Linked DNA regions of Homo sapiens: region 2 is linked to region 1. A link is an interaction called in ENCODE POLR2A ChIA-PET data of the cell type or tissue named here. Cell type or tissue: PC-3. All regions are shown on one strand. Each heading gives the region's core, and the rest is flanking DNA. Links, peaks and the distances in the headings are about the cores only. Region 1 overlaps PRDM10 (PR/SET domain 10). Region 2 holds the start of LOC124902792 (a long non-coding RNA gene).

The links. Peaks named below come from ENCODE experiments on the same cell type or tissue, not always from the same donor. Only the 100,000 strongest peaks of a DNase experiment are listed, where the experiment ranks them.
Region 2: POLR2A ChIA-PET joins it to region 1 with 9 read pairs; 1 of 35 experiments calls an interaction of 5 or more read pairs at or near these places.

Annotation. Positions count from the first base shown.
Region 1 is chr11:129,955,219-129,966,578 of GRCh38, forward strand. PRDM10 (PR/SET domain 10) reads right to left here. Exons shown (of 21, transcript NM_199437.2): 2 at 5,678-5,864; 3 at 2,528-2,692; 4 at 294-353. The coding sequence starts at 5,746. Among named protein-coding and RNA genes, the nearest start is that of PRDM10-DT, 42 kb to the right of the region's middle. RefSeq lists a silencer at 10,002-10,202 and an enhancer at 11,076-11,360. In PC-3, for the core only: no CTCF peak of the experiment used is centred there; a DNase peak (open chromatin) is centred at 5,213; H3K4me3 peaks cover 388 bases; H3K27ac peaks cover 628 bases.
Region 2 is chr11:129,732,740-129,744,099 of GRCh38, forward strand. LOC124902792 (a long non-coding RNA gene) reads right to left here and starts at 3,119. Exons shown (of 2, transcript XR_007062951.1): 1 at 279-3,119; 2 at 1-186. In PC-3, for the core only: no CTCF peak of the experiment used is centred there; a DNase peak (open chromatin) is centred at 5,622.

The DNA of each region.
Region 1 (11,360 bases), core at 2,387-7,386:
TTTAAACCTCATGATTATTCTTTGGTACTTGAACAAATACCCTGTTTATATGCTTATTTTAAAAAATTTCTCTGACAAATCACTTTCTATTATCAGATTATTCCAGTATATACTTATTGAAATATGTTAATATTATGTTGCATTTTGCTTTGTTTTCATTAAAGGAGCTGGAGAACATTCTTAGTACATGAGAAACAAACATCCAGAGATGGTGCAGTGCAAAGGGATGGGGCATTCCAGGCGCAGTGGCATTCACAGTGTTATCCCCAAACAAGAAAAAGGCAGTTCGTTACCTGCTGAGCTGTAGCATCCTGTTGGACATAAGCTACCTGGCCGGGGTCTGTAAACAGAGTCTAAACAAACAAACGAACAAAAAATTATCAGTAGCTCTTTGGATAGCCTGCCTACACAGAAAAATTATCCTACTGCTAAGCACCAATTTTTAGAAAAGTTAACTCCCATTTTAGCCAGTAATAAGCTTTCATTAATACAGAAAATAAAGATAGTAATCTTAAATTTAGCTAAAGCTTTTCATTCACATGGCTCCAAAGAGATTGTATAAGCTAACCATCCCAATGGCTAACATACTTCGCAATTTTACTCGTAAGCAAAGCCTTTCTTGGGACTGAATGTCACAGTTAATTAAAAAGGCATCTCATGAAAACACAAGAGACATGACATGAACAAGGGTTCACAGGTTCACACATAACACTGCTCACGGGAGTAGACTTGTGATGAAATGAAAATGGATGGAGATAGACAGGCATCTAGAAGAGGATTACATACCCAAGGATTACAGCTATTTCAAATGTAAGTGCATGTTTATTATCAGAAGAGAAGTAGAAGGAAAATAAATTGAACTTAATGTTCCATGAGTTCTTTTCTACATAGTCAGTAAAGTCATAATTAAAAAAAAAAATTAATCATCATAAACTAAGTTGGCTCATGATGCAGCAAAGCTAACTAGAGAAAATTCTTCGAAACTACTGTAGCCAGGGCACCACAGTTAATATCTCTAATCCAGAAAAATGTCAAAATGTCCTTTCTTCTAAAGTTTTTAAAAATCTGGCTGGGCGCGGTGACTCACGCCTGTAATCCCAGCACTTTGGGAGGCCAAGGCAGGCGGATCACCTGAGGTCAGGAGATCGAGACCTGGCCAACATGGCAAAACACCATCTCTACTAAAAATACGAAAATTAGCTTGTTGTGGTGGTGGGTGCCTGTAATCCCAGTTGCTTGGGAGGCTGAGACAGGAGAATCACTTGAACCCGGGAGGTAGAGGTTGCAGTGAGCTGAGATTGTGCCACTGCATTCCAGCCTAGGAGACAGAGCAAGACTCTGTCTCAAAAAAAATAAAAAATAAGTAAACAAAATAAAAATTATCCAAATTCAGACATTTAGTAACATTGTAATAAACTGAAAGTTGGTCACAGGACATTCTTATATAAACTAATCTTATTTTAATATAGGCAGGGGTATTCCAAAAGTACCACTAAGTCTTCAGTGATTTCATACTTATGTAGATTTGAAAGGCACTAATTAGGCGGGCCTCATTTCTATTTGGGAGTGATCTGAGCCTCTTTATTGAATATCAAATGAGGGCAAATTTTTCTTACCAAGATGCTACTATAAAAGTATGGAATTTAGATGTTAAAGATATACATTTCAAAGTACTTTATACATTGTAAAGTGCTAACAATGTAAATTAACATTTATATGTTGGGGGATATTGGTGTCACTCATTTGGAAGCTATACTGCAAGTCACTGGCAAAAAATAAAATAAAAGCAGCTATAATTGTACGCCTTTTGGCAGTAAACATCTTTGCTTCTAGTACAGCCTTGCAAATCAGTAAGTTATTAAGAAGTGGTAGCTAATAAGCTTAGCAGGACCCTTTCTTACATATTTAGCTGAAATAATCTGTATGTTTTCACAGAGCCATTTTTGGCCTGGTTCTTGATACTTAGGAATAATAAATTCATAACCTAGTCAACTGTAGAGAAGAGCTATATACGAACCCATGCTCTAACTCCTTATTGCATTTAGCGTCAAGAAATAAATCACATCTTCCTCTGCCAAGTTGGTTACAAGCTCCTTGAGAGCACAGATCTTTTTTTTTGAGACAGAGTTTTGCTCTGTCACCCAGGCTGGAGTGCAGTGGCGCGATCTCGGCTCACTGCAACCTCCGCCTCCCAGGTTCAAGCAATTCTCTGCCTCAGCCTCCCACGTAGCTGGGATTACAGGTGCCCACCACCACGCCCAGCTACTTTTTTGTATTTTTAGTAGAGACAGGGTTTCACCCTCTTGGCCAGGCTGGTCTTGAACTCCTGACCTCATGATCCACCTGCCTCGGCCTCCCAAAGTGCTGGGATTACAGGCATGAGCCACCGCGCCTGGCTGAGAGCACAGATCTTATCTGAATACGTACTGCATCACCAGTACCTAGCACAATGACTGACAGAAAGTAAACACAAGTAATTGGTTAATTAGTTAATTGACAAATTATCAACAGATAACCCTTCACATGCCTGTGCAGCTTCCACCGGGTGGATGTACACCAGCGTGTGCTCTGGACCATCCACTGATGTGTAGGAGGCACCATCTGCCGTGTACACCACCTGCTGTGGGGGGCGAACCTGGTCATCGGTATAGACAATCTGAGCCACTGTTCCTGTGTCCGGAACAAAGTGCACCTGGCATAAACAGGAGACAAAGAACAAAATCAGTATCAGGAAGGTAAGTGATCAACAAGCACACCTGGGTTTCTAAAAGATCCCCAATGACAGGAGAATGGGGATGGATACACCTTTGTCTACACCGAGGTGGTGACTAGGGGAGGATGCAAGGACCTTGTCATTGATTTACTGCTAAATGTTAGGCAACCGACTTAAATTCCCCTTTGCCTCAAATGGCCAATGCAGATAACTCTTTTGGGGAGTAATAAGGGCGTGGTTAATTGATCCTGGAAACGACACTGAAGATTCCTGCCTGACAACACTATCAGAATAAAACATACAAATTACTCTGTGGTGTGAAAAAATACGTCAAGACTCAAAAGCCAATTGCTGTCAACACATCATAAGAATTCTATTTTATAACTAATAGTGTCTTTCAGCAGACACATTAAAATAAGGTCACTTTTGGCTAGGCGTGGTGGTTCACACCTGTAATCCCAGCACTTTGGGAGGCCGAGGCAGGTGGATTACCTGAGGTCAGGAGTTCAGGACCAGCCTGGCCAACATGGTGAAACCCTGTCTCTACTAAAAAAATACAAAAATTAGCTGGGCATGGTGGGGGGCGCCTGTAATCCCAGCTACTCAGGAGGCTGAGACAGGAGAATTGCTTGAACCTGGGAGGCAGAGGTTGCAGTGAGCCGAGATCGCACCGTTGCACTCCAGCCTGGGTGAGAAGAGTGAAACTCCATCTCAAAAATAAAATAAAATAAAATCAGGTCACTTTCTTTCCTGCAAGTTGTTTCATACACAAAGGACATACTGGAGGCATATCAGTAAATGCTTGCTGAATCAATGAATGGAATAGAACTCTTCCTTGCCGGGTAGGTGAAGACACAGAAAATTCTAATAAAGTACTTTTAGGGGGTTCTGGACAACTATTTCAGCTGTCACCAGGGTAAATAATTTTCTCCCAAGACCTAAAGAACTAAAGCAGAAATGAAGTTTTGTAAAACACTTTCTGAGTGGTCAGCTTTGGAGGATTGAATTCTTGAAGGCCTGAGCTTGGCACATGGCCTGATGCCTGATATTGAAGGTCTGGAAGCAGATGGCCCAAGAACACATTTGGGAGAGAAATAATGTATGTGTTGCTATCGAAGTCACGCACTCTTAGGGTGGAATCCTTGCTCTTATACTGCCTTGGCTTTGGACCTAACTTTTTAATGTCAGTTTTCTCTAGTGAAGGATAGTAGATCCCCAAGATAATATAAACTAATTTAATCCCCAGAAGGAAACCTAAGAGACAAAATGTAATCAAACACCACAGAAATACAACAAACTTCCACCTCTACACGAAATGATTAGTCTGGCTTCTACATAAATTTGATTTGTCTGGAAGATAAAGTTTGTCTATTGGAAAAATTAGGCTCATATTTAAGCAGGCTTAATTGCTATAAGACAATTTTGTGACTTTCGATTTGTTCATTAACATCAAAGCCTTGAACTAGTTTCAGTGCTTAAGAAGGGAAAACATGTTTCCTCCAGACAAGCTATCCAAGCTTTTCTGCTTGGTCTTCATCATTCATTAAATCAGAATTCCCAGCTGGCGGAAGAACCAGTTGGGAGGAAGGAGTGCCACAGGGACCCTGACCTTGGCTATCTACTATCTGGTTACCCACAGACAGGGCCCTGGTCATGCAGTGTCACAACCAGATTTTCTTTTGTTTTGCTTTTTAATGAACTACAATTTTATTTATAAATAAGATATACCAAAATACATAGCTGCATGGAAATGACCTCAAAATGATTTCCAGGAGAAACAAAACAGAATTCTCATATACTCTGCTGAAACATCAGTGGAACTTTTTTAAGTAATCAGACTAAGACTTTATTTATTTTTATTTTTAGTGACAGGGTCTCATTCTGTCACCCAGGCTAGAGTGTAGTGGTGCAGTCATGGTTCACTGCAGCCTCCACCTCCTAGAGACATGACCGCACCACTATAGGCATGCACCACCATGTCCGGCTAATTTTTCTTTTTTTTTTTTTTTGGTAGAGTCAGGGCCTCACTTTGTTGCCCAGGCTGGTCCTAAACTCCTGGACTGAATCGAGCCTCCTGCCTTGCCCTCCCAAACTGCTGGGAATGGCATGAACCACCATATTTGGTCCATACTGAGACTTTTTAATCATACCAGATAACCAATTTTATTTATTGTATATTTATTATATTGCTTAAATTAAATAGAATCTGCATACTTAAATGTTTCAATGTAACTTCTTGATTTTGATACTGGTACTATGGTTATGTAATTTAATGAAACATTACACGTGTATGTTTACTACAATGTTTAAAAATTAAGTTTTATACTTTGGTCACACATAAAACATGGCTCCATATGACTGCTAATCATCCCAAATTCAATTCCATACCAAAAATGCAGAGATTTGCCTTCGCTAAGAACAGCCAAAATAACATGTGGTTGGTTCTAGCAGCAATCTGAAAGGCAAAGGTCATCGATGACAGCAGCATTTGGTCAAGTGACTAACCTCTAAAGTGGCTGACTCATAATGGAACAACTTTGACTTAGAGGTTTACATTCTGAATTTAAAAAGAAAAGAAAAGGCCACTCACTTTATAGACATACCTGTACTCATTACACACAAAGGACCAAACTACTATGGATAACGTAAAAGAAACAAACTATAGTTTGAGGTTTTCAGCAGCAATAACATAAATAAAGCGGGGTAGTAAAACAGATTATGACAGTAAATTGCAGACAAGGCGGAGAAGCCTATAGCTGGTGGTCTAGCTCTCCTAACTCACGGTGAGCCACATCGATGGAGCATTCAAGGGGCCAAAACAGTCCCTATTCCTTGTGTACGAGTTCTTCATGTCGGCTCCTAACGACTAGTCACTACTAGATAGCAGCTGTATTTCTTTGCTGTCAGCAAACTGAGTCCAGCTGAAAACCTCTCAATACCAAGCTGGAAAAGACCAGTCTTCACCTGTGCGGCATTCTGTTCATGCTCTGCAGATGTCGGCCACACATGCGAGCTTTCATCTTTGGAATCCATCTTCTCCCAACTGGACAGCTCCACGTCTGGCACACCTAGAGCAGCACAGGGTACAGGACAGTCATCTGTCTACCACACGTGTGTTCATGAAGGACGGAAAGGTCTGTCTGCAGCATGCCTGAGAAAACACAGAAAAGGAACCAAGACTTTCAGTAGATAAATACATTTTAATATATTATAATTTCAACCACAAATAATAAAAGAAAGCTTTGTCAAAAAGCAACACGCCTGGGCAAAAAAATGTAAAAATGAAGACATTATTTGTAATAATAGTATAGGCCAGGTACAGTGACTCACACCTGTAATCGCAGCTCTTTGGGGTTTTTTTGGGGGGGTGAGGGGAGTTGTTTTTGTTTTTGAGATGGAGTCTCGCTCTGTTGCCCAGGCTGGAGTGCAGTGGCACAATCTAGGCTCACTGCAACCTCCGCCTCCTAGGTTTAAGCGATTCTCCTGCCTCAGCCTCCTGAGTAGCTGGGACTACGGGCACGAGCAACCATGCCCAGCTAATTTTTTATATTTTTAGTAGAGATGTGTTTTCACCATGTTGGCCAGGCTGGTCTCAAACTCCTGAGCTCAAGTGATCCACCTGCCTTGGTCTCCCAAAGCGCTGGGATTACAGGCATGAGCCACCACACCCGGCCAATCCCAGCTCTTTGGGAGGCCAAGATGGAAGGATCACCTGAGGCCAGGAGTTTGAGACCAGCCTGGTTAACACGGTGAGACCCCATCTCTATTTAAGAAAAAGAAATTTTAAAAAAATAATAATATAATGTATTGCATGCTTGCTATGTTCTAAACACTCACTGGGGGTGGGTGTGTGTATATATAATATCTTATAAAATTATATATTTTGCATATATATTTGTGTATACATAAATGTGTGCATGTTTGTCTAATGCAATCCTCATTAAAAATATTAGTTCTAATTAAAATTAGTTGTCGTGAGGAGAATGAGTTTCTCAGATGCCAAATGCAGGCTCTTTCCTTGTAGACACTAACTTCCCATACCACCTTTACTCAAAATGAACAGCAGAATAATAAGTCTCAAGATGAGAGGAAGGCGGCAAGTGGAGGGAGCTACATTTTCTGCGTAAAAAATTTGGTGAATGCAAATACAAACTTTTTTTCTCACATGGTCAGTGTTGGAGTGATTAGCGGCCAAATAAAAAGCCTTACTAAACTTTAACATGCACAATACCTGCATCTCAAAATCTTATTCCTTCCCAAAACAGGCTTTTTAAGGTAGTCAGTCTTCCCTTTTGATGATGATAAAATGTTGGTATTTTAAAAGTCCACTTGACATTTGCTGTGTGAACAGGGCAGCAGCCACAATGCCAGAATAAAGACCAAAGAAGAAAGAAAGAGAAGGTACGTGAACTTCGAAAGTCTGTGCCCAACTCTGGAAAAGAGAGGATGCCATGTCCATCTTCTGAGCCATCCAGGTGCCTGTTCCTGCTTTGCCTCAACATTATCATTCTCATCCCCAAGCTGCAGCACCCCCCACCACACTTATTCACCCTGCATGCGCCCTACTCTTCCAATCCCCATTTGGGGGGGACTTGAAAGAATGCCACGTCCACCAACAGGTGAATGTAAGAAGAAAGGAACACAAGGGAACTTCATGGAGAAATGGGAATATCCTGTATCTTGCATCTGAATTGAGGTGGTGGTTACATAAGGAATATGTGTGTCAAAAGCTATCAACCTATTAAGATATGTGAATTTTATTACATTTAAATTATACCCTAATAAAGTTGATTTTTTTTAAAGCATACCTTCCTTATATAGCAGTACTATTTAAAAATATATACAAAGATATTCAGGGTGAGTTTCCTATGGTATATAAACTATATCTCAACAAAGCCATTATTTAAAGAAACAAAAGGTATTAAGAAAGGAATAGGCTGGGTGCAGTGGTTCACACCTGTAATCCCAGCACTTTGGGAGGACAAGGACGACATATCACTTGAGGCCAGGAGTGCAAGACTAGCCTGGGTAACATGGTGAAACCCCATCTCTACAAAAAATACAAAAATTAGCCAGGTGTGGTGGTGTGCACCTGTGGTCCCAGCTTCTTGGGAGTCTGAGGTGGAAGGATCGCTTGAGTCTGGGAGGCGGAGGTTACAGTGAGCCTAGATCACACCACTATACTCCTGCATGGGTCACAGAGTGAGACTCTATCTCAAAAAAAAAAAAAATGAAAGGAATAAATGTCACCAATCATCTAAAGATCTGTAAGAAGAAAACTACAAAATTGTACAAAAGGACATAAAAGGCTCAGTAATTACAAAATCAGAGCCCGGCGTGGTGGCACACACCTGTGGTCCCAGCTACTCAAGAGGCTGAGGGGGAGGATCCCTTGAGCCCAGTTCAAGGTTAGCCAGGGCAACACAGAGAGACCCTGCTGAAAGAAAAAAGAGAGAAGAGAAGAGAAGAGAAGAGAAGAGAAGAGAAGAGAAGAGAAGAGAAGAGAAGAGAAGAGAAGAGAAGAAGTCATAACATGTTCCATGTAGGAAACTTTTTTTTTAAAGTTGTTTATTTTGAAATAACTTCAGACATAAAAGTTGTCAAAATAGTACAAAGAATTCCTGTGTTTCTTCACTCCAGTTCCCTGCATGTTAACATTGTACCATGTTTACTTTACTATTTCCCCTCTTTCTCTTTCTTTCCCTCCCTTTTCTCACTTGAACCATTTGAGAGTAAGTTGCCAACACAATGCCCCTTTCCCCCTAAATTCCTAAGTGCCTAATTCTTAAAAACAAGAAGATTTTCTTATAACCACAGTACTACTATCAAAATGAGGCTGTTAACACGGTAACAGTAATATTACCTAATTCACAGACCTTATTCAAGTTTTGTCAACTCTAATGAATGTCCTTTAAAAAGAATACGACATTTTTTCTCCTGGCCTGGGATGCAATCCGGTACTGCACACAGCACGCTCAGCTGTCCTGCCCTTCAGTCTCCTTCAATCCCAAACGGTTCCCTGCTCTTTCTTGGTCTGCCATGACCTTGACATTTGTGAAATGCACAGGTCATTTATTTTTCAGAATGCTCCTCAATTTAAGTTTGTCTGATGTTTCTTCATGGTTAGATTCAGGATATGTATTTTTAGCAGAGACACCACAGAAGAGATGTGGTGTCCTTCCGATAGAGGAATTTGAGTGGCTTGTTTCCTTCAGCTTGGCTCACTGATGGCACAAATGCGCAGGCGTGTACTATGCTAGGCACTGGGGTGCTGCGGGGATCGGCAGGTACAGCCCATGCCCTCACAAAACACACACAGCCCAGAGAGTCTTTTTGTCTTTGTTTTCATTTCTAGAAAGGTATACTTTATTTCTTCTATTTTAATTTTATTTGTATCTCTTTTAATAGGTAGTAAATGCAGCTGGCTCAAAATTCAAAAGGCACAAAAAGGTATACAGTGGACAATCTCCCTACCTGGAATGCCCTAGCCGTTCCTCAGAAGCAACCTATATTATCAATTTATTGTATTTTCTTCCAAAAATTATTTTGTGTGCATACACACAAGCATACATATATACTCTCTCCCTCTCCAACCACAAATAGATGCACACTACTGATTCCATACAAGGTAGCATTTCTTCTATATCTTGTTTGTCCCATGTAATATCATACCTTTCATATTGTTCCATATATATACAGACATTCCTCATTCTTCATTACAGCTGCATATTTTTAATCTTGCATTCATAAACGCTTAGGTTATTTCTAATATTTTGCAATTACATGTGACACTATGATGAGAACTTTTGGACATACATTGCTTTACAATGTATCTTGCATTTTATGTGTTAGTATCCCACATTTTTTGGAATCTCTGAGGGAAGATACTAGCGCAGTTAAAGTGATTATCTATCATATGTAAAATGGAGATAATTTTATTGTGAGGGTGAAATGATGTATGTAACAACTCTAGGCACAAGGTCTAGTACATAGTAGGTGATTAAATATATCAATTTTCATATTTCACAAACGAGCCATACAGAGCTTCAGAATTTTCAAAACATTTTATACTCTTTAAAAATCTAACAATTTGGCTGGGCGAGGTGGCTCACGCCTGTAATCCCAGCACTTTGAGAGGCCGCAGCGGGCAGATCAGCCTGAGGTCAGCCTGAGGATTTGTCAGCAAGTCAGGAGGCTGAGGATTTTATCAGCAAGACAGGAGTTGCTTGAACGCAAAAGGAAGAGGTTGCAGAGAACCCAGATCGTGCCACTGCACTCCAGCCTGGGCGACACAGCAAGACCCTGTCTCAAAGAAAAAAAAAACGGAAAGAAAGAAAAGAAATCTAACAATACATTCCCTGTACATGAATATCTTTGATAGTAAGGCTTGTCATATTGATTTTCCTTTATTAATTTTCTTTTTAACTCCACAATGTTTACAGCCCTGTTGATTTTGATTTACAGGAGACAGTAGAAGAATCCCAGGGGCAGGAGCCATGTTACTGCTGTCCAGCTGGCAGGTGCTGACAGCTCTGGTAACCAGGGATAGACTCTCACCCCTCATCTTCTTGCGTCTCCTACCGACCTGAGGGAATGGACAGCCACAGCTATACCTTGTCTAGAAAACAGCAGCCATCTTCTGTCCTTTTCCCCCTGTCCCAAAAGAGTTAGAGATTTCATTTCCAGGAAGAGAATGATATGGTTGCATTTCTATTTTCTCTCTAATGATTGACTTTATTCAACAAGTATTTATTAGTACTTGGTATGTGCCAGGCACTGTTCTAGGTCCTTAAGAAACATGTTTATCAAAAAAAAAAATATATATATACAAAAAAAAAGATCCCTGGCTTCTTGCAGCTTCTAGTCTAGTTGTTTTTTTCCTGAACAGCATTGTACAGTATCTAAAGTGTGAACTTTACAATCAGACAAATCTGGGTTCTGAGCTCCCAAATCTTCCATGTACTTAGTTGGGGCGTTAGTAAGCCAAACACTCTGATCCTCAGTATCCTCACTTAAAAATCCAAATTACCAGCCGGGCACAGTGGCTCATACCTGTAATCCCAGCACTTTGAGAGGCTGAGGCGGGCAGATCACTTGAGGTCAGGAGTTCGAGACCAGCCTGGGCAACATGGTGAAACCCCATCTCTACTAAAAATACAAAAATTAGCCAGGCTTGGTGGCGTGTGCCTGTAGTCCCAGCTGCTCGGGAGGCTGAGGCGGGAGAATCGCCTGAACCTGGGAGGTGAATGTTGCAGTGAGCCAAGATCGAGTCACTGCACTCCAGCCTAGGCAACAAGAGGGAGACTCCATCTCAAAACAAACAAACAAACAAATAAAAAATCCAAATTACCTGCCCTGCATGGTTGCTGTAAAAATTAACTACATGTTATGTATTTCATCGAGTCTACAAAGTACGTTCCCCCCATGTTTTAACATTTCTGAAATAGGGATCTATTTTACAATCAGTGGCATCTTGCAGTTACTGTCATCCAGGTGGCAGTCAGGACATAGGGTCACTGCCCACTCATGTGTGATCTCACTTCGAATGAGTCATGTGCACTGTTGACATACTGAGCCTAACTGCCACTTTAAATGTCTTCAAAAAGATGACACGATAACTTGGTATTAAAACCGAAAGACATGGGAA
Region 2 (11,360 bases), core at 2,573-7,572, 220 kb before region 1:
TTTAAGGGTGCAGCAGCAGCATCAACAGCACCTCCATTTCCTGTCTGTATCACTGCTACACCTATTGCAGTGGGAACTATTGGGAAGGGGAGGAGAGAGGAGAAGGCTCCAGCAACAGTACCAGAGCAGCCAGTGTACAGTCTAAGTCTGGGAGATTGCTTGGTGTCCTTGTGAACTTGCTAGAGCCTGGGAAAGGTAAGAACAGACAGTCGGTCAGATCTGAGTGTGTGACTGCACCAAGCTCTGGGCAGTTCTAGAGTTACAGGACATGAACTCACACCTCCCCGGAGAATCCTAAGACCACATCTCCAGCAAACTCAGGCCCCAGGCACTCTGAGCATAGACCAGCTAATCTTGCACTCCAGCAATGCGGTAAGCAGCATGTCCAGCACCTGGTGGAAAACGCTTTGTTAGAATCCTGGTCACTGGCCCTCTGACACAACACCCCTCCTGGTCTCCAGTTCTCTGAGTGCCTCTGGGCCACCCCTGAGGCCAGAAGCAACAAAACCAGTTCTCCTGCTGGGAGAAGAACACTCACCTCCTCCCAATTCAAGAATCTGAGTGGCAAACTTGCTCTGCCACTATTTTGAGTGGAAACAGCTGGGCTGCAAAAGAAATCAACAGATCACAGATGAAAGTGCATCTTAAATGGAGTCAGAGACTTTCACCACCATTCCCTGGTAATAGACACCATCACATTACTCCAGGTCCCTGGTTACAGCCAACTGGATTTCATCTCTCTTCAATGAGGCTGAAAGTGCCAGAGGATTTTAGTCGTGAAGCACACAGGACTCCTGAGGTGGGGCAGTCGGTCTGTAGGTTACCTATCCACACAGGTACAGCAGTCGGATTCGGTGGAGGAGGAAGTTCCAGTGGAAACAAGTATCTCTCCACATTATCTGTATTGCTTGAGGGGAACAGGTTACTCATTTTGCTCACTTCTCAGTGAAGTCGTAGGTTTGCAAACCCAGTCTGACACCCAATGATCTCGCAGTTCCCTCCGACTGTCTCCACACCATTTCAGTCCACATCATCTCGCGCCTGGAAGATTACGACCACCTCTAACAGCTGTCCCAGCCTACAGTCACGTTCCCTCGCAATCCATTCACCACTTCAGCTGAAAGAGCTCCTCCAGGTCCCTCCCTTAAAGCCTTTCAGGGGTTTCTATGGAGACTGAACTTCCATGAGGAGTTCCATCTCCTTAAGACGATCCAACCCCTCCCAACCACTTTAGCCTTGTTTCTTACCCAATCCTCCATCTCTCACTCAACAAAAGAGCCAGACTCAACTTCTCCCCAACTCCCAAGATGCCACACCTCCATCCCCTCCAGGTCTCCCAGCACAGCGACACCCCACTCATGCCTCCTCCTCTTTCCCCCCCCGCTGCCTTCAACTCTCTTCACTAACCTCTACATACCCTTCTAGGCGGCTGCCTTCAGAGGGCATCTCCGGCCCCTAGACTACATATACTCATCTGTCTGAAAGTAGCTGGCCATGCCCCTCATCCCACCCTATGGCAACGTCCTTGGCCATGACTGGCTTTGCGTGTGGCTGAGAACCCACCCCGGTCTGTCTTCTTTGTTTCACCAACACCCAACACATTCCCAGATCAATAAATGTTTGCTGAATGAAAACATAAACTTATTTTTGAGACAGCTATGAATCTCCACCATTCCACCATCTCCCCAAAACTCTTCCCTAAGATTAGCCTTAGAACTAAAGACTACGTGAGCCTAGAACTAAGGGTCGTACCTGGCACCCTCCTTTTGTTCAATCTCACTAGACTAGTTTAGCTATTCTGCTCTTTCCCCTGTGGAATGTCTGCTGTGGCCACTTTTCCTGATCTCTGTATTAGCTCCACCACAGATTGGTTCCCTAGACAGAAAATTCCATTCCACCTAAGAACTCAGATTCCCAGAAACATTGGAAATGCTGAAGAATTGGCTACGTAACTTTTCAGGACTGCGGGGAGGCCTCGCACACCCCCTAAAGGTGGCATTTAATACCTTCATAAAATCATCTGGGCCTCTTCCTGGTGCCAGCCCTCAATCGCCAGACTTCCTGGCATTCAGTGCCAGTGCATCTGGAAGAAGTGTTAGGCATCCCCTAGCCCAGCGGCCTGCATTTACAGATGAAAAGCTGAGACCTAAAGATGTCATGTGACCTGACAATGGTTGCATGGAGCAAGTCTGAACTCAATTGGACGCCCTAGTTCTGCTGGGAAACATGAATGGCCTTTCAAAATCCCATGGGCTTTCCATAAAATACCAACATCTCTCTCATGCTTTCTGACGGGGGACCCATAGTCAGAACAGGTCTAGGGCCCTCCAATGTCCGTAAGATCCTGAAGAGAAGAGGTGGTGGGAATACTAGTCTGTTGTGCCCTGTCCTTCCCAGCCACCCCTGGTGTTCTAAATCCACTCCACCATAAATTCAAAGTGGGTTGGCCAGGTCACACCTCTGGGGCATGGACCCAGATCTGCTGTCTTTCTTCTCTAACAGAGGTGAAGAATTCTGATTGTCATCAATGAGTTTGTTTTACAGCCAAGGAAACAGAGGCCTAAGGTGATCTCTGTTTCATGGCAACACTCAGGAACTCTATTCCTGAATCTCTTTCGCACAATTGTGCAAGGTGAGGTAGTGTTGCAAAACGTTGTTTTTACCAGGCCTTAACCACCTATATAATAAAACACCCAGTACATTCTGCTTACATTTAGTAATCATATGAAATGAAAAGTAGTTACAGACATTTTTGTGGCATTGTACATAATAAAATGGGTGATATATTGAGTATTTTTCAGAAATCAAACACAGCTCTACCCCACTTCTGCTGAGTCTGAAATGAGATGAACCTATTTCATCATCAATAACATGGAGAAATATTAGGGCTTGAGAAAGATAAAGGGAAACTGTGAATTTAATATATATTAATGTGTAGCAAAATGGTTATTCATACCATGAGAAGTGTGGACATGATTATTCATGGGCAAAAGACTTTCCCACCTGCCAAATTTATAAGACTGTTTTCTCTAAAACAATCCAACTGTTTAGTCAAGACTTAATATTTATGGATTTTGAGCACTCAGTAATCTAAGTCCGTGTTTCTCAAAGTGGGATCCACAGACCACTAAGGAATCTCTAAAATTCTTTCAGGGATCTGCAAGGTCAACTCTATTTTCAAAATAACACTAAGACATTATTTGTCTTTTTCACTGTGTTCGTGTTTATACTGATGAGGCAAAAGCAGTGATGAGTAAAACTGTTGGCGCCTAACACAAATCAAGGCTGTAGCAGCAAACCTGATGATAGTTTGGATACTTGTCCCACTCCAATCTCATGTTGAATTATCTTGCTGGAGGTGGGGACTGGTGGGAAGTGTTTTGATCATGGAGACAGATCTCTCATGGTTTGGTGCTGTCTTCATGATGGTGAGTTTTTGCAAGATCTGGTCATTTAAAAGTGTGGGACACCTCCCCCCACACTCTCTCTCACTTGCTCCTGCTTCTGCCATGAGACATGCCTGCTCCCACTTCATGAGTATAAGCTTCCTGAGGCCTCCCCAGAAGCAGATGCCAGCACTAAGTTTCCCATACGGCCTGCAGAACCAATTAAACCTCTTTTCCTATAAATTACCCAGTCTCCGATATTTCTTTATAGCAATGCAAGAACGGCCTAATACACTTTACTAGTAGTCATCGTGTTCTTCCTTTACATGCACTCATAACTAAAATACAAAAGTATCAGTTTCACTTAAGAATGTTCTTCACGAAACAGTAAAAAAAATTCTATTAAATCTCAGTCCTTGAGTACATACTTTCTAAAAATGTTACACACCGCATGCAAAACACTTTGCTGTGTACTGAAGTACAACAGCTGTCTAGAGGATAAAATGATTGTGTGATTATTTGAATTGCCAGCTAAACTAGACACTTTTTCATGGAATGCTATTATTACTTGAGGGACTGACACGCAAACTGTTTACTTAGATATGGATATTTAGAGACATTTTCACAAAAACAAATAAAATGAGCCTGCCACTTCAATGAAAACAACTGGCAATATTTGTCACCAATGGTAAAATTTGATCTTTCAAGCAAAAATTATAATCTTGGAAAACTTGTTTCCATCACTGAAAACTTGACAGCTCCCCAACCCTTAAAGACTTTCCAGTGCGATCAGTGCTGTTACTAACAAATGTGATTATTTTTCTCTTGTATAATGATATTTGTCAGCATTTGGAGATCTGCATAATTTAGCGGGTCATTATTTTCCAAATGACCAATGCTGATGTTATAAGATCATACATGAGTGAAAGATCCATTCAAATGCAAGATTGGTCAATGGATTTTAATGTAAGTAAGTATGGAGTGCATTGATGTGGTTTCAGAATCCATATTGAAATTCACCTTTAAGAAACTACTTGTCAATTTTTCATGTAGAAAAATATCCACATTTATGTACTAAGCACCTCTCCCCTTTACAACTACATCTCTGTATGAAGCCAGATTTTCTTCATATATTTTAGCTAAAATAACACATCACATTTTATTCAGAAGCAAACATGAGAATTCAACTATCTTCTTTTAAGCCAAACATTAGCAAGAGTTGCAAAAAGGTAAAGCGATACTACTTTTCTCACTAAAATTTCTTTGCTTTGGAAAATAGTTTTCATAAAATATAGTGTTAACATATAATAGGTTTATCGATGTTATTTTTAATTAATTAACAATTTCTTACATTTCTCTCTAATTTTTAATATATAAATGAAAGTATACTTATTTCTCTGCAGCCATGGTCATATAAATCAAGCTATATTGCTCTCCTGCTTAAAAATTCTTCAGCGAATTCCCATTGCAATTAGAATAAAATCTCAATCATTTTCTGCAGCCACCAGGGCACTAACCATGGCCACTGCCCCTCTGCACCGTCCTGTGCTCCCAGCAAACTCCAGGGCAGTCCATGGCTGTCTATGCCCGAGCACACCCACCCAGCCTGCCTTATTTCCGGCCTTTGCATTGCCTGCAATTCCCAGTGTGCAGAATGACTGAAGGCAAGTAATAGGATCTCAGTAAATACTTTTGAATAACTCCTTCCTGTGCTAGCAGAGACTGTGGAAAGGGAGGAAGAATGAAAAATTGAGTGAAAGGCGTTCAGACTGACACTTCGGGCAATGATCAAAAGTCAGTTGGTAACGGTGATGGAAGCGCCTCATAAATTGTTCTGCCTTCAGTAAACAAACATCTTGAAGGGGAACTCGAGGGAAATCTCCTATGACACACGAGCATGCACTCTCCCTTTATCATGCACAAACTCACATGCCCTCCATTCCACAAACGTGCACATACACACATGCACACATGCACGTTCGTAAACAGTGTCCTTTTTAAAATTCTTCCGTCTTCCTTTTTTTGAAACCTGTCATCCCTTCTTCCTGCTCCTTCCAGATTTACGACTTTAAAAAAAATTTTTTTTAATTAAGGATTTTTAAAAATCCCTTAGCTATTCCAGGTGTCAGGTTCATGACCAAATGAACTCTCAGGGTCTCAGGCAATTTTTCACTTCTCTTCTGTCAGCATTCCAGTGAAGCAACCTCGTGTCCACAAAAAGATGTCTTCCCTCCAAGAATAATAATTGGCCTGATTCTATAAAGCATTTTACATACCAATGCAACCTGTCACTGAATACCTTTCAAAGTCAACAAAAGGTGGAAAATTAAGGTAAAAATAACTGAAATACCAACCTGTATTCTCTGTTTCCGCCATCCTTGTATAGGAGAGGCCCCCACAATAAATTGCTGAAGTGTGTGATCATTCATTGATACTGAGGCTGGGATTCAGGAAGTCACCAAAAACTAAAGGCATTTGTCCAAAATAGGTTGCAATTCTTTACCCAAAACCTTTAAAGTAATTTGCTTCTGTTCTGCGTGTAACTGTAGACAAAGAGTCAGGAAGGTCACATAAACGAGAAAATCAGCACAGGGATCAGGCCAGAGACATACCTTGTATGAGTCGGGGGTCTCTACTGAGTTGGAGACCCCTCAGAGACAGCCACCACTTGGGGTCAACTGATTATTCTACGACAGAATGCCAGCTGTGTGTGGCTACACCTATTTTTCAAGAGAAGCTAGATAACCAGATTTGTATGCAAAATTCCCAATTAGTTCATTATTTAAAAGCACTGTGTTTAAAAATATGTCTGCAGGTCACACTCAACCTGACGGTCACCAGTTTGTGACTTTTGTTCTAGACATTTAGAGAACAAAGAAAGAGTACAAAAACCATGGGCAATGGTGGAAGAACAACATTTTTTAAAAAGAAATTATTAAGCTTTCAGCAAAGGTTTGAAATTTCAGGAGTGCAGAGCTGCCCTGGGCTCAGGAGCCATGTGCTGTCCCTGACTTAATTCCAATCTGATCAAGCCCAACTAGGTCTTTTCCAGGCCGCATGGTGAAAAAGAGACATGAATAACTTGAGGCTAGAAAATGAGGCTTATGTGGACTCATAGGAACTTGAATTGGTCAGTCCTAAAGGGCAGGGGAGAAAAAAGCTCAACAATAACTTAATGATGAATTTCCCAAAGCTGGAATATAGAAAGAATAGCCATGGAATGTTGTAGAACATGGAAGGAGACACCTTGATTCCCAAGACTTTGTGGATGGTAAGCAGCAGGAGGGGGCTTGTCCAGACCATTAGAAAGCCGACTTTCCACTGTGGCTCTCACACAGCATTATCTCTGACTCTTCAGGGCAAGGTGGAGGCCAGGCATCTTTTGGCAACAACACATGCACACTGGAGCTGCTCAGAAGGCAGGGAGGCCCCTGGGATGGAATTGAGCCTCAGCAGGCTCGCCGTTCCATCACACGAGGCTGGCTAAGAAGGTTGTCCCAGCCCTATCACCTGTGGCAACTGGAGACTGAATGGCAGCTGAAAATGACTAGGGTTTGGGTGGTGAGTATAGTCTCCACTATTATTTTTTTCCTTCTTGTTTTCTTCCCCAGAGCAGACTTTCCTTACTCAGTGATCTGACAACTTTTCTATCCTTCTTGGATTTTTTTCTAGGAAAAATGAATAAAGAGTGGGGGGTGGAGGGGGGTGACAACTTCAAGAGCAAACACTCGGGAAGGTGAGAGCACCTGCTCCTTGCTTCTGTTAAACAGTCAGCATACTGCCCAAAAGAATTGAAGACAGGTGTTCAACGAGAGTCTGGGCACAAATGTTCACAGTGGCACTATCTTGCCAAATGGTGGCCAAAATCCAAGTGTGCAGCTGGATGAGTAGGTACACAAAATGTAGCAAATCCACACAATGGAATATAATCCAGCTGTTTAAAAAAAAAGTGAGGTATTGACTCATGCTACAACACAGAGGAACCTCAAAAACATCGTGCTGGGTGAAAGAAGCCAGATCCAAAAGGTCACATATTGTGTGATTCCATTTGTATGAAATTTCCAGAAGAGGCAAATCTATAGCATCAGTGAGTATAGTAGACATTGCCAGGGGCTGAGGGAAGAGAGAATGAGGAATGACTGCTAATGGGTACAGGTTTTCCCTTGGTGATGATGAAAATGTTTTGGAACTTGATAGAAGTAATGGTTGCGCAACATTTGAATGTACTAAATGCTACTGAATTGTACATTTTAAAACCAACAATTTCATGTTATGTGAATATTGCCTCAATTTTTTAAAAAGCCAGCATAGTGTTTTGGTGAAATATTGACTGCGTAGTTTTGAATTCTGACCTGCCATATGCCAGCTGTGTGACATTTGGCAAGTTGCTTAACCTCTCTGTGCCTCAGTTTCGCATTTTAAATTTATGATACCGAAACTAGTTTCCTCACACATTGTTATGAGAAGTAAGTGAGTTGATATTTGCAAAGCACTAAGCCAGTACTTGCATATGCTAAGTGCCATATAAATGTTTTCTAAATACATCAATCAGCCCCATAGCCCACTCCAAGCAGGCTGCTCTGACCCTGGGCTATTTTTTCAGATTTAGGTTCTTGGTCTGAAAGAATGGCCTCCGTGGGAGCCAGGACAGAATGGGGGCTGAAAGCTCAGCCGGGTCATGCTCCTGTCTTTGGAGCTACCTGCAGATAAAGTCCTTTTACATATTCCCACACAATGGAAATATGCAACCACTTCCAACTGGGTCCCAAATTCTCAAATGTCCCGACTACAGGACTCTGGGGACACAGCCTCCTCCTTAAGGATTTGTAAGATGCCTGTAAAGAAAAGGAAAATTCATGAACCTGCTCAGAAGAAACCACACAAGAATACTTAGAGGCAAAAAATTACTCAGGCTGACATTTGAGAGGCTCTGGTTCACTGGTTCAGGCCCCCTTCCCAGGCTGACCGGGGTGAGAGGCTCTGGGAGGACACAGTCCACGGGAGCTGTGCCCTTCTGCTAATTCCGTCTAGCCATATTCCTCCACACCTGCGAAGTGGTGGAGAATGTTCTCTGCTTCACTCCACCCACACTTGGGCATTGGAACAATGACTTCCTCATTGGGTTTTGGTAGTTTTTCCATTATGTTTTAATTTTGCCCTTTATATGAAGTGCTTTATTTTGTTTTAGAATAGGCATTACATTGGCTCAAAAATCAATTCACACAGAAAAGTATATGGTGAAGTCTTACTTCCACCCCAGTTACAATCTCCTCCACATATGTGCACAGCTAGTTCATTTTACCAGTATCTAGGGTACCCTTTCCCAGATTTCTTTAAGATACTGCAAACAAACATAGACATTTTCTTTTTTTCTTTTCTCATCACAGGAAGGATAGCATATTGTATACACTCTACTGCACCTTGACTTTTTTTTCATATAATATACCTTGAAAATCAGTTCCTAGAAACTTTCCTCATTCTTTTTTACAGCCGTATAGTATTCCACCATAGGCAAGTACCATAATTTATGAAATCATTTCCCACTTGATGAGTAAGTGAGTGGGATTCCAATCTTTTGCTATTAAAAAACCAGTGGTAACTAATAAATTGTGCACATGTCATCATTCAGGTACGCAATATTTTATAAGGTAAATCCCCAAAGGTGTCATTGCTGGGTCAAGGGTTACATGCCTTTGTAATTTTGACAGATAATGCCAAATTGCTGTCCATTTTACCTGCCAACAACATCAGAAAGTTCCGTTTCCTCACAGATACATCAACACAATGTGTTGTCAAACTAGGATTCTTTCCAATCGGACAGGTGAAAAATGGTATCTTGGAGTAGCTTTAACTTGCTTTGCTCTTATCATGAGTGACGTTGAACATCACTTTTACATATTTAGTGGACGTTTCTTTTGAGAGAAGTCTCGCTCTTATCTTCCAGGTTTGAGTGCAATGGTTTGATCTCAGCTCACTGCAACCGCCGCCTCCCATGTTCAAATGATTCCCCTGCCTCTGCCTCCCAAGTAGCTGGGATTAAGTCGCCTGCCAGCACGCCCGGCTAATTTTTGTATATTTTAGTAGAGACGGGATTTCACCATGAAAAACCAGGCTGGTTTCGAACTCCTGACCTCAAGTGATCTGCCTTAGCGGGCATTTCTATTTTCTATCCTATGAGCTGTCTGTTTATATCCTTTATCCATTTTTATTTTAGGTTTTGGTCTTTTGCTGATTGGCATCTCTGAGTTCCTTATAAAGAATTTAGCCATTTTCTTTTTCCTTTTTTCTTTTCTTTTTTTTCTTTTTTTTTTTTTTTTTTTGAGATGGAGTGTTACTCTGTCACCCAGGCTGGAATGCAGTGGTGCGATCTCAGGTCACTGCAATCTCTGCCTCCCAGGTTCAAGCGATTCTTCTGCCTCAGTCTCTCAAACAGCTGGGACTACAGGCATGTGCCACCACACCCAGATTTTTTTGTTTGTTTTGTTTTTTTGTTGTTTTTAGTAGAGATGGGGTTTCACCATATTGGCCAGGCTGGTCTCGAACTCCTGACCTCATGATCCACCTGCCTCGACCTCCCAAAGTGCTGGGATTACAGGCATGAGCCACCACGCCCAGCCAGAATTTAGCCATTTTCTATGATAAGAGTTGCAAGCACTCTACCCAGTTTATGACATTTGCAAATGGTGTTTTTGCCATGGAGAATATTAACTTACCAGTCTTCTCCAGCTTTTGTAATTTCTGAATTTTGAATAGTGAAAAACACATCACCATCCCGAGGTTGTAAAGGTTTTAACGTGGAAATTCTTGTAAGTTTTCATCTAGTACTCAGATTTTTTTTTAATATTTAATCCTTTCATTCATTTGGAGCTTTTTTTTCTTCTTTTTTCAACTTTTTCTCACACAGGGAAGGGAATTCCTCATGTCCTCTCTCTTTATCCAGCCACCCTCTCACCTCCCCTTTTATCCTAACCTGAACTCGGTCCTGGCCCTTCACTTAGACATTACAACAGCTGCCAGCAATGTAGACTTGAGGAAAAGGCAGCAACCCTCAGGCTCCTCCCAGGGCGATCGGAATCTCTGCATGAATCTGAGCTGTCTGGGATGAAGCGAGGTTTGGAGGAATTGAAGGAGGCAACTGAAAGGAACCCAATGGCAGCGACCCCAAAGACGTTGCTTCAGCCACTTAAAATTCTTGCCAGCGCTGCACCGAGTCGCTTGGAAAGGGAGAGAAACGAACTTAAAAAGCAATTCCAGGGCTCCAACATGTGTTCTTCGTTGGTAGGATTCAGGAGGAGGATTTGGAGGACCCTGTGGGAGTATTCTTTCACTACTCTCCCCTAATCCTCTCCAAATCGCCTGGGCTCTACAGCTGTTGGTTAGCCAGATAAACTATTTGTTCAATTACTCCTGGCCTGGATGGGGCGGCTGGCCTCAAAGGCTTCAGGCTTCATAATTCGGGCTACTTCAATCAGCCAAGGCCCTCCCAGGGCTGCCTCCAGGAGACGGGGCCTGTTTGAAGACAGCAGCGCCCTAGCAAGTCTTGCCTTTCCACTCGCTTTTCATCTCCACCCAGACTGGGCTGCGGCGGCCGACACCTCCCCACGGACCCCGTGTCGGGGAGCAGAGTTAGCTGCGGGAACGATGCCAAGGCAGAGAAGCAAGGCGATAAAATAATTGCAAATGAAAGGGAGATTAGCAGGCGCTGTCGGGACAAATGCTTCCAAAATGGTTCCTGAAATCTCGGGCGGTGCGGTCTCAAAGGAGACGTCTCTGCAGCTGGGGTCTCCATGGCAATGGGGCAACAGACACCCGGCTGGGGGCACTCTCTGCAAATGTCAGCGCCAACAAAACACCAGCCACCGCGAGGAGATGACAGACTGGGTCACCTTCGCTTCATGGAAATGGACTGGTCATTAACACAATTTTATTTTCCCCATTTGTCTGCTCTCCTTCCCCATTCCCTTGGCTTCAGTG